2 separate regions of the Homo sapiens genome follow, and region 1 is linked to region 2. A link is an interaction called in ENCODE POLR2A ChIA-PET data of the cell type or tissue named here. Cell type or tissue: IMR-90. All regions are shown on one strand. Each heading gives the region's core, and the rest is flanking DNA. Links, peaks and the distances in the headings are about the cores only. Region 1 overlaps CIMIP5 (ciliary microtubule inner protein 5). Region 2 has its middle 24 kb from the start of KCNF1.

Region 1 (5,373 bases), core at 214-5,213, 220 kb before region 2:
ATTCTCCTGCCTCTGCCTCCCAAGTAGCTGGAATTACAGGCATGTGCCACCACTCCCGGCTAATTTTTGTATTTTTAGTACAGACGGGGTTTCGAACTCCTGACCTCAGGTGATCCACCTGCCTTGGCCTCCCAAAGTGCTGGGATTACAGGCATGAGCCACCGCGCCCAGCGTAAAGAGCTTTTTAACAAGCATCAGCAGCAATGACTATAGGAACATCTAGAACCTGTTGAGTGCCTCCTGCGTGCCAGGTGTTTTACTTTCATCATGCCATGTGATAGGTCCCTTGATGCAAGGAGGTGGTCCTGGTTGGAAGTGCCTGGTTCCTGCCACATGGCAGTGGAATCCCCCTCCCTCCTCTTCCCCTTCTGCCCCAGCCTTTATTCCAGGGGTTGGCCAGGATCTGGGCCCCCAGGACTAGCCTTAGGAGGGAACTGCTCCCACCTGGGGTCAGCCTGCGCTAGCACTTGGGGATGCAGGCAGCATGAGGGGCCTTTGAGAGGTATGAGTGCCCCCAGGACCACGCAGGGAGTGGCCTCCTCCATTGTGGAACAAATGCTGCTCCTGGCCCAGGACACTGCAGCCGCCTGCTCTGGGGGTCAGCTGGGTGAGGCAGGGCTGTGGAAGAGGTTTCTTCCTGGCTCCTAGACCCCTCCCTGGCTACTTTGCGTGAAGACCAGGATGCAGTGATGTGGGTGTGTGGCCCTTCGGGGTTAGGCAGACCTCAGCTGTCCTCCTAGCATTGGCCCCTACAGGCTGCATGATCTTGGACAGACCTTAACTTCCCTGTTCCTCAGCGTCATTTTTAAAAGGGGAGAACCATCCCGCTCAGAAGGTTATTGAGAGGCACAGAATAGGTGCTCAACGTATATGGTCATTCCCCACCAGGTGCAAACTAGCAAAACCTTTTTGGGATTTGTGGGCACTGGCTTTGCTCCTGAAGCTGTGGGGATGGGGGCGGTCCTAGGTTGGAGCCAGGTTTGGGCCATGCAGGAAGGCGTTTGGGTCTCAGCCCCCATGCCCAGCGGGACATCTCAAGAGCATGCCAGCTCTTCTGCTTGGAGGATGGCCTCAAAACAGCTGATCTGCGAGGCTCCTCTGTCCCTTCAGGAGGTTGGGGAGTGTCTGGACGGGGGTCTCTACAGTGCACACTCACTGGGATATCTCTGCAGGACAAGATAGTGCCCCCATGTTAGAGACCTCTGCCTCCTCCCCAGCTACATGGCAACCCTGGTCACAATCTGTTACAGGACCCTAACCCCACTCCTGGGCCACAGCTGCACAGAGTGAATCAGCTCCCTGACTGAAGCTGGCCAAGGAGTCTCATTGAAACCACCTTTGCAAAAATTATAACAGGAAATTATGACAATGAAAGAAATCAGACCTAACTGACCCCATCTTGCTTCTAAACTTTAAGCTGTCCTGGTTCCTTCCTGGGCATAGGCTGAACCAACCTTGGGAAGGAATTTAGTTTATGGTTTGACTCTGAAACAAAATTAGTAATAATCCTTTCCCGAAAAGACCACCTTTGTGCCTTGGGACCTGTCTGCCTTTGTAGGACTAACAAATTAGCTACAAGATTAGAAATGACAGTTTAGGGTCAGGCAGCCTCTGGCTGCAAGAGTCTGAACCTTCCCAAATTGTTCCTGGGGATCACATCACTATTGTAAAACCTAAGATCAGTGCTTGAGGTATTTTGCAGCCCCTGCACTGGATGGATCAGCTGACACCACCCAGACCAATTATTTGGCTCAACCAGTTCTGCAATCCCCGCTCGGGAACAGAAGACAGCGAGAAAACTTCACTTCGACCCCCGTGTGATTCCATCTCCATCCTCACCAATCAGCACTTTCCACTTCCCAAGCCCCTACTGGCCAAATTATCTTTAAAAACTTCCATCCCCAGTCGGAGCGCGGTGGCTCACGCCTGTAATCCCAGCACTTTGGGAGGCTGAGGCGTGCAGATCACCTGAGGTCAGGAGTAAGAGACCAGCCTGGCCAACATGGCCAAACCCCGTCTCTACTAAAAACAAAAATTAGCCAGGCATGGTGATTTGTGCCTATAATCCCAGCTACTCTGGTGGCTGAGGCAGGAGAATCACTTGAATCCAGGAGGCACAGGTTGCACTGGGCCGAGATCGTGCCACTGCACTCCAGACAGAGTGGGTGACAGAGCGAGACTCCGTCTAAAACCAAACCAAACCAAACCAAAAACAAAAACACTTCCATCCCCGAATGCTCTGCTCAGGGAGACTGATTTGAGTAATAATTAAGCTCCAATCTCCCGCACAGCTGGCTCTGTGTGAATTGCTCTTTCCCCTGTCTTGATAAATGGGGTCTGTCTAGGCAGCGGGCAAGGTGAGCCCTTTAGGTGGTTACACCTTCACGTGGGAACATGGAATTGAGCAGAAACTGATTCCATGCCTCCCCCACCCTCACCCCCTGACTCTCTTCAACAGAGGAGATCTGAACTCGAGAGCCATTGGTGGTGGCAGTAAACCCAAAATATCTGAGACAGGTCTCAAGCAATTTAAAAGTTTATTTTGCCAACAGGTCCTGACGACACGTCCCCAAGGTGGCTGGGGTACAGCTTGCTTTTGTGCATTTTAGGGAGACCTGAGACATCAATTAATATATGTAAGATATACTTTGGTTCCATCCAGTAACACAGGACAACTCGAAGAGGGGGGCTTCCAGGTCATAGGTAGATAAGAGACAAAAGCTTGCATTCTTTTGAGTCCTTGATCAGCCTTTCAGTGAATTCACAATCTAGTCTGGCTCAGTGAATCTTCATTTTTACATACACAGTAGGTCTGAGGAAGCAATCAGATAAGCATTTCTCTCAGGTGAGCAGAGGAATGATTTTCTGTCCTGCACCTGTTAAGATCAGCTATCAGTTTACATTGCCAGGATGAATTCAACAGAAATGTTTCAGGGTAAAGTTTTGTTTTTTGTTTTTTTTTTTAATTCTTGGCATGATCCTGAGTAGGGTAAAGATCTTGAGGCCCACAAGGAATTTCCTTGTGGGCAAATTGTGAGGGAGGCATGTAGCTGTTTTATCTTTATAGCCATCTTATTCAGGAATTAAAATGGGAGGCAGGTTCCCAGCTTGACTTTTCCCTTAGCTTAGTGATTTTGGAGTTGAGATTTATTTTTCTTTCACAGTGGCCATTCCCCCACCTTCATTAAAAAAAAAAATTCCTAAACCACCGGGCACGGTGGCTCACACCTGTAATCCCAGCACTTTGGGAGGCTGAGGCTGGCAGATCACCTGAGGTCAAGAGTTCAAGACCAGCCTGGCCAATGTGGTGAAACCCTGTCTCTACAAAAATACAAAAATTAGCCGGGCATGGTGGCAGGTGCATGTCATCCCAGCTACTCGGGAGGCTGAGGCAGGAGAATTGCTTGAACCTGGGAAGCGGAGGCTGCAGTGAGCCAAGATGGCACCACTGCACTCCAGCCTGGGTGATAGAGCGAGACTCCATCTCAAAAAAAAAAGAAAAAAAATCCTAAACACAAATTTTTCGTTAAGCCACTTGCAAGTTTGTTATATACATCATGGGACTTTTCAGCAAACACCTCCTAAGAACAAGGGCTTTCGGCTGGGCACAGTGGCTCACGCCTGTAATCCCAGCACTTTGGGAGGTTGAGGCGAGTGGATCACGAGGTTCGAGACCAGCCCGGCCAGAATGGTGAAACCCCGTCTCTACTAAAGATACAAAAAATTAGCTGGGCATGGTGGCACGCACCCGTAATCCCAGCTACTCGGGAGGCTGAGGCAGGAGAATCGCTTGAACCCGGGAGGTGGAGGTTTGCAGTGAGCCAAGATTGTGCCATTGTACTCCAACCTGGGCAATGGGGTGAGACGCCGTCTCAAAAACAAACAAACAAAAAGAACAAGGACTTTCTTCTACAGAGCCTCAATGGACTCACCACACTCTGCACTTTCTCACTGATACAATGGTGTTAGCTAACATTTAGTCTGCAAAGTGTCCTTTAGAGCTGCTTTTGCTTTCACCCAGGATCCAGTCAAGGATCACGGGCTGAATCACTTCTTCAGCCTTTCTTTGTCTTTTATGACATTGACTTTTTTTATTTTTATTTTATTTTAATTAATTAATTAATTTTTTTTGAGATAGGGTCTCATTCTGTCACCCAGGCTGGAAGGCAGTGATCAGATCATAAATCACTGCAGCCTTGACTTCCTGGGCTCAGGTGATTCTCCCATCTCAGCCTCCCAAGTAGCTGGGACTATAGGCCTGCATCACCACACCTGGCTAATTTTTTGTATTTTTAGCAGAGATGCGGTTTCAGCATGTTGTACAGGCTGGTCTCAAACTCCTGAGCTCAAGCGATACTTTTACCTCGGCCTCCCAAAGTGCCGGCATTATGGGCGTGAGTCACAGCGCCTGGCAGACATTGACATTTTTGAAGAATCAAGGCCAACTCTTTGGCAGAATATTTCTCAATTTGGGTTTGCCAGGAGTTTCTTCCTGATTATATTCTAGTTACTTTTTTTTTTTTTGGCAAGAGTGCTTCCTAGGTAAGTAGGTAGCGTTGTCCTCAGTGAACCACACCAGGGGAGCACGGTGTCAGCTGTCCTGTTATTGGTGAGGTTTGGCTTAATAGTTTGGTTAAGGCAGTATCTTCTAGATTTCAGCATTTACCGTTCTCTAAGAATCTTTCACTCAGTCGTTTTAGTGTCTTTTATTGATTCTTGCCTAAGTCAGTTATTGCTGAGTCATTAAATGCTGATTTTTCTGTTATCATTTATTCTGCATTCTTCAATAGAAAAGAGTTTTCATGGCCAGGCGCAGTGGCTCATGTCTGTAATCCCAGCACTTTGGGAGGCCGAGGCGGGCGGATCACCTGCGGTCAGGAGTTCGAGACCAGCTTGGCCAACATGGTGAACCCCCGTCTCTACTAAAAATACAAAAATTAGCCAGGCATGGTGGCGGGTGCCTGTAATCCTAGCTACTTGGAGGCCGAGGCAGGAGAATCGCTTGAACCCAGGAGGCGAAGGTTGCAGTGAGCGAGATCGCACTATCGCACTCCAGCCTGGGGGACGAGAGCGAGACTTCATCTCAAAAAAAAAAAAAAAAAAAAGAGTTTTCATTAGTACTTAAAATTTAAAAAAATTATTGGTATGAACCCATGGATTATTTGTTATTGTTATTATTATTAATGTTATTTGGTGGGGCTTGTGGCACTGGCTGGGGGTGGGCATGGGCGTGGTCAGGGTGGCCTATTACTGTTCTTCATTTCGATGCTCATATTGTCCCAAATTTAGGCTGGTCCTTGTATCCCTTTTCCATATTTTCATCACTTTTTGAATTTTTCTTAGTTTCTGGCACAGGAAGTTGCTCCAGGCTCG
Region 2 (5,373 bases), core at 296-5,295:
TTTGCATAAGTGAAGAGGTGTTGAGTGTTAATAGCCCAGAAAACAGGAAAAAGGCCTTGAAAGCATTTCCGAGAACTCTGTGGCAGCCCTCCCATCACAGACCCAGAGGCCTGGGAGGGAAGAATGGTTTTATGGACTGGGCCCAGGACCTTGCTGCCTGTGCAACATTGGGATATTGTTCCCTGCATCCCAGCTGCTCCAGCTCTAACCATGGCTAAAAGGTCCCCAGATATGTCTCAGGCCACTGCTCCAGAGGGTGCAAGCCATAAGCCTTGGTGGCTTCCACATGGTGTTACGACTGCATGTGTGCAGAGGACAAGAGTTGAGGCTTGGGAGCCTCTGCCTAGATTTCAGAGCATGTATGGAAATGACTGGATTTCTAGGCAGAAACTTGCTGCAGGGGCAGAGCCCTCATGGAAAACCTCTACTAGGGCAACGTGGAAAGGAAATGTGGGGTTGGAGCCCCTGCACACAGTACCCACTGAAGCAATGGCAATGGAGCTGTGAGAAGAGGGCCACCATCCTCCAGAACCCAGAATGGTAGGCCCACCAAAAGCTATACCATGCACCTAGAAAAGCCTCAGGCACTCAATGCCAGCCCATGAAATCAGTCCGGCTTGCATTAGTGTGGCCTAGATGTAAGACATGGAGTCAAAGGAGATTATTTAGAGCTGCAAGATGTAATGACTGCCATGTTGGGTTTCAGACTTTCATGGGGCCTATAGCCCCTTTGTTTTGGTCAGTTTTTCCCTTTTGGAAAGGGAATATTTGCCCAATGCCTATACCCTCATTGTATCTTGGAAATAACTAACTTGTTTTTTATTTTACAGGCTCACAGGCAGAAGGGACTTGCCTTGTCTCAGATGAGACTTTGGACTTTAGATTTTTTAGTTAATGCTGAAATGAGTTAGTATTTTCAGGGGGGCTGTTGGGAAGGCATGACTGTATTTTGAAATGTGAGAAGTACATGAGATTTGGGAGGGACCAGGAGCGGAATGATATGGTTTGGGTCTGTGTCCCCACCCAAATTTCATGTAGAATTGTAATCTCCAGTTTTGGAGGAGGGGCCTGGTGTGAGGTGATTGGATCATGGGGGCAGATTTCCCCCTTGCTGTTCTTGTGATAGTGAATGAGTTTTCATAAGATCTGATTGGTTCAAAGTGTGTAGCACTCCCCTGCCCTTCACTCTCTTCCTCCTGTTCTGGCCATGTAAGACATGCCTCCTTCTCCTTCACCTTCTGCCATGATTGTAAGTTTCCTAAGGCCTCCCCAATCATGCTTCCTGTACAGACTGCAGAACTGTGAGCCAATTAAATCTCTTTTCTTTATAAATTACCCCATCTCAGGTAGTTCTTTATAGTGACGTGAGAACAGACTAACCCACTTGGCCTTGGGGATGCCCTACTCAATTCTCCATGGCTTCTCCCACCCAACAGATGTAATTCACCACTCTGCCCCATCTTGGCCTGTTGGTGCCTAGAATAGACTTCCACCATTTCAGCCAGAGCTCTTTATGTTCCCTGCTCACCTGGGTGGCTCCCTCTCCCACTTTCTGGGCAGAGGGGGGCAGGTACTGAGTCCCATTAACCTTAGCAGCCCCACTACATAGCACATGGCCCCCTCAGCAAGCACCCAGAAAATGGTTTTAAATGGAGAAAATAAAGGAAGGAGCAAAGATGAATAAGAGAATCTACCTACCAGGAACTCCCAGGCTGGTGGAGCAGCCTGAGACAGGCACTGATAAATTCTTACAGCATCCAGCCACCTCCTTACCCCTGTCCCCCCACCCCACCAAACTGTACCCAAACAACACAAAATAAAATCTAAATTCTGGCAAAAAGAAATGTGCTTATTATCTCATCAATGCTATGCCGCGAATGGATCATCTCTATTTGATCACATGAAAACCGAGGCTCAGAGAGGTGGAGTGATTTCTCCAAGGTCACACAGCCCAACATATATTTTTCAAATGTAAACTAATGCTTCAGAGGCCTTAGGAGAGTTCGAGGAGAAAGAAACTGACGGAAAAGGGCAAAAGTGAGAGGAAGGGGCCACATCTCGGGACCCACATTTTCAGAAAGAAAATCCCAAATGTCCCGTATACATGGAACGTGGAATTCTCCCCATTTCTTGGGGTAAGCCTTCTGCTTTGGAGCCTTAAGAGGAGAGAAGGGCTCAGTTGCCATGGTTTTCTGATGGCCGGAGCTGGGAATGCACCCTGCAGCTCACAGTGATATTTGCTTGTTTTAGTTGCATCCCGTGAGTCACACTTGACCCAAGCTTTGTCATTGTTTACTTTACTCCTGAAACTGCAGCAGAGGATGGGGCCATATCCTGCCCTTTGAGATGCTGGGCTTCTTTCGTTCATTCTGCCACTGTCGCCAACAAATATGCCTGGCCTTTACTTACTCATCTACTGACTCATTCATTTGCTCAGTCACCCACTCATTCATTCCCATGTCTGCTCCCTCCGTCATTCACCCACTCCCACTCATGCGGTCCTTCCCGTAGTCACCAAAGTGTTCCCTTGTTTCTTTGTGCATTCACTCATTCACTCACTTATTCATTCTTCTTTGAGGACCTGCTACATGCAGTTGGCCTTCTCTAACAATGCGTTCTGCATGTGCGGATCCAGCCACAGGAAGGTGGAAAGGATTTGAAAAAAATAAATAAATGATAACATACAACAATAAAAAATACAAATAAAAATATAGTATAACAATGATTTGTATAACACATTGTATAGATATTATCAGTTATCCAGAGATGATTTAAAATATACAGGACCAGCAAACTATTACAGTGAACCACACTGTAAAATCGGTGGGGGGAGCCTGGGGCCTGGAGAGACTGTGTGGGGCCCGAGGATATAGAGACAGCCACTGGAGGCCTCCCGCCTGCGGGGTGGGAGAAGAGTCTTCAGCGGTGGGCAGTGAGGATGAGTCCAGCACGGTTAGGAAAGCGAGAGAACGGAGTGAATGAACAGCAGGAGGCCGGGCACGCTGAGGAGAATGAGAAAGTGATGTAGACCAGGGGCCGCCGCCTGAAGAGGGCCACACAGGTCATACAGACAAGGATGCTTGTGTTTCTGGGGACCACATACATCCTGTGAGGAGCCCCAGTGGCCCGGAGGTTGGGGAGCTCAGCTCTCGTCCTCCTTGGAGGCGCGTGCCCCCAAGGAGAAAGCCACTAGGCCAAGTGGGCTGTTCTTTAAAGTCTCTGGGCTCAGTTCCGGAAGACAGACTTGGGGGAGAATGTGACAGAGGGGGTGAGGCAGAGCTTCCAATCATGCTCCCCTACTCCTGCAGGAGCCCCGTGTACTCAGGCCACCCCTTAAAGTCTTGGCCCTGGATTTGTTGCTTTAATTACGGTGACATTTTGCATCTGCACACGAAGCCATCATCACCCAGCAGCAGACGTCGGGGGAGGGAGGGAGGAACTCCACCAAGGGCCAGCTGGCCTGCCCCCGAGATGGCAGGGACGCCCTCAGCTCCAGATCCCGCCTCCCCCACAGCCTCGAAGCACTTGGCCTCCAATTCAGCTTCATTTACTCCACAAACATTACCAAGCACCTTCTCGGGGTCAGTGTGTGCTGAACACTAACAGCACTCCTGCAGGTGCAGCTCAGCGGAACTTCAGCATGGCCCCACAGAGCGGGCTGCACACAGCTGGTCATTTGTGCAGCCGGGATTTGAAGGCGGCGGATGTAGCCTCCTACTCCGGCATCACCTTCCACAGAGCAGCCTCCCAGCCAGCCCTGCCCTCAGGGGCTCATGGCCTGGAGGGAAAGACAGAGCCTGCCCCTCTGGGATGCACCCATCTTTGACAGGCAACAGGAGCCAGGGCCAGAGACACTATTTGTTATTGTTCCCAGGTGTCTATGCCCTTGAGCAACAGTGGGAGGCTGACCTTCAGCCTCCCACAGGACGGGGAGGCTGCCAAAGAAGGAAGACAATGACAGGGAGGCAGAGGGAGGGGCAGGTGGGGGCTTTCCCAGGGATGAGGGGTCTGCCAAACCTAAGAGAAAGTACAGCAGCCAAAATCAAGGGGCACAAGCAGGGCGGGGTGGAGGGAGGGGGACACAGTCGGCCAGCTGGAAAGGGCCTCATGCTCTCCTCCCCTGTAGATGAGGCTGCAAACCCCAGTCTTGCCCCCTCCAACACTTGGAGGAGGAACAGGGATCCAGTGGAGATGGGCACGCGGATGCCAGCACAGGGCAGGTGAGGCAGGATCACGTATTGAGAATCCATGTGTGCTTTGCTCTTCTCTCTCCCTTCCCTTGCGGGAGGCAGGAAGCTTGCCTGGGGAGCCTGTCTCTGTGTGAGGCCATGTGGGTTCTAGGGCTGAAAGCAGAAGTGACTGGAACTGGTCCCCTTCCTGCCCTCTCCAAGCAGAGCATGGTGGGCTACTTTATCTCTAAAGAGGAGACTGACTGTCTTTGAGAAGAGATGGGAACAGCAGGACAGAAAAGAGAGATTTTCCCCACAAGATAACATGGCTCCTGCAAACACTGGGGACCCGCACTCTGTTGCCTGGCAGCAGCCTGGACACAGGTCATGAGGGATCCCAGGGCTGCAGGTTGTCCAGAGGCAGGAGCTGGAACCCAAGTGATGGTACAGTGGGTGGGTGGCTCGTAGGGAGCTAATGCAGACCCGAGAATGCAGGCGCCCCCTTGACTATGTGGTGCTAGAAAAGACCCCAGGACCTGGAAACCACCCAGTGTCCATCAGTGGGTGAATGGATGAGCAAACGTGGCATCGCCGTAGCAGGGAGTATTACTCAGCCCTAAAATGGAATGAGCTGGCACACCCGGCAATGTGGACGAGCCCAGAGCATGATGCTGAGTGAAAGAAGCCAGACACAAAAGGCCACATAGTGCAGGATTCTGTTCATGCGAAACACCCAGGGTAGGTAAATCCCGATGGACAGAGAGCAGGCTGGTGTTGCCAGGGCCTCACAGGTGACTGGGGAGTGGCTGTGTTCCAGGTAGAGGGTGTCCTTTGGGGATGATGAAAGTGTCCTGGAACCAGATGCAGGTGATGGCGGCAAAACACTGTGAATGTGCTGAATGCCACTGGATCGTACTTTTAAAATGACTAGCGGTTCATTTTGTCATGTGAATTTTACCTCACTTTTATAAAAAGGCCCCGTCAGGACCTTTGCCCATCCCTGGGGAGGGAGAAGGAGCCCTAGAGCCCTAGCAAAGACCACCCCCAGTGACGTCCTGGTAGCTCAGAATCCGAGGGACGTTTATTTGGCACAACGAGACCGAAAAGTGTGGTCTACTGAGTTTGTGGAGTGGGATTTGTATCATTTACAGAAGAAGGCGTGGGTATGGAAGAGCTATTTATGGGTCTCATGGGGCAGAAAGGG

What was found. ChIA-PET counts read pairs that join two places held together with the same protein. Peaks named below come from ENCODE experiments on the same cell type or tissue, not always from the same donor. Only the 100,000 strongest peaks of a DNase experiment are listed, where the experiment ranks them.
Region 1: POLR2A ChIA-PET joins it to region 2 with 5 read pairs; 3 of 35 experiments call an interaction of 5 or more read pairs at or near these places.

What each region holds. Positions count from the first base shown.
Region 1 is chr2:11,148,465-11,153,837 of GRCh38, reverse strand. CIMIP5 (ciliary microtubule inner protein 5) reads right to left here. Exons shown (of 3, transcript NM_001371321.1): 3 at 2,521-5,373. Among named protein-coding and RNA genes, the nearest start is that of SLC66A3, 4.3 kb to the left of the region's middle. RefSeq lists an enhancer at 1,040-1,540. In IMR-90, for the core only: no CTCF peak of the experiment used is centred there; no DNase peak of the experiment used is centred there; H3K27me3 peaks cover 177 bases.
Region 2 is chr2:10,933,336-10,938,708 of GRCh38, reverse strand. No RefSeq gene overlaps it. Among named protein-coding and RNA genes, the nearest start is that of KCNF1, 24 kb to the right of the region's middle. RefSeq lists an enhancer at 1,986-3,185. In IMR-90, for the core only: a CTCF peak has its summit at 2,196; a DNase peak (open chromatin) is centred at 2,398; H3K27ac peaks cover 2,749 bases.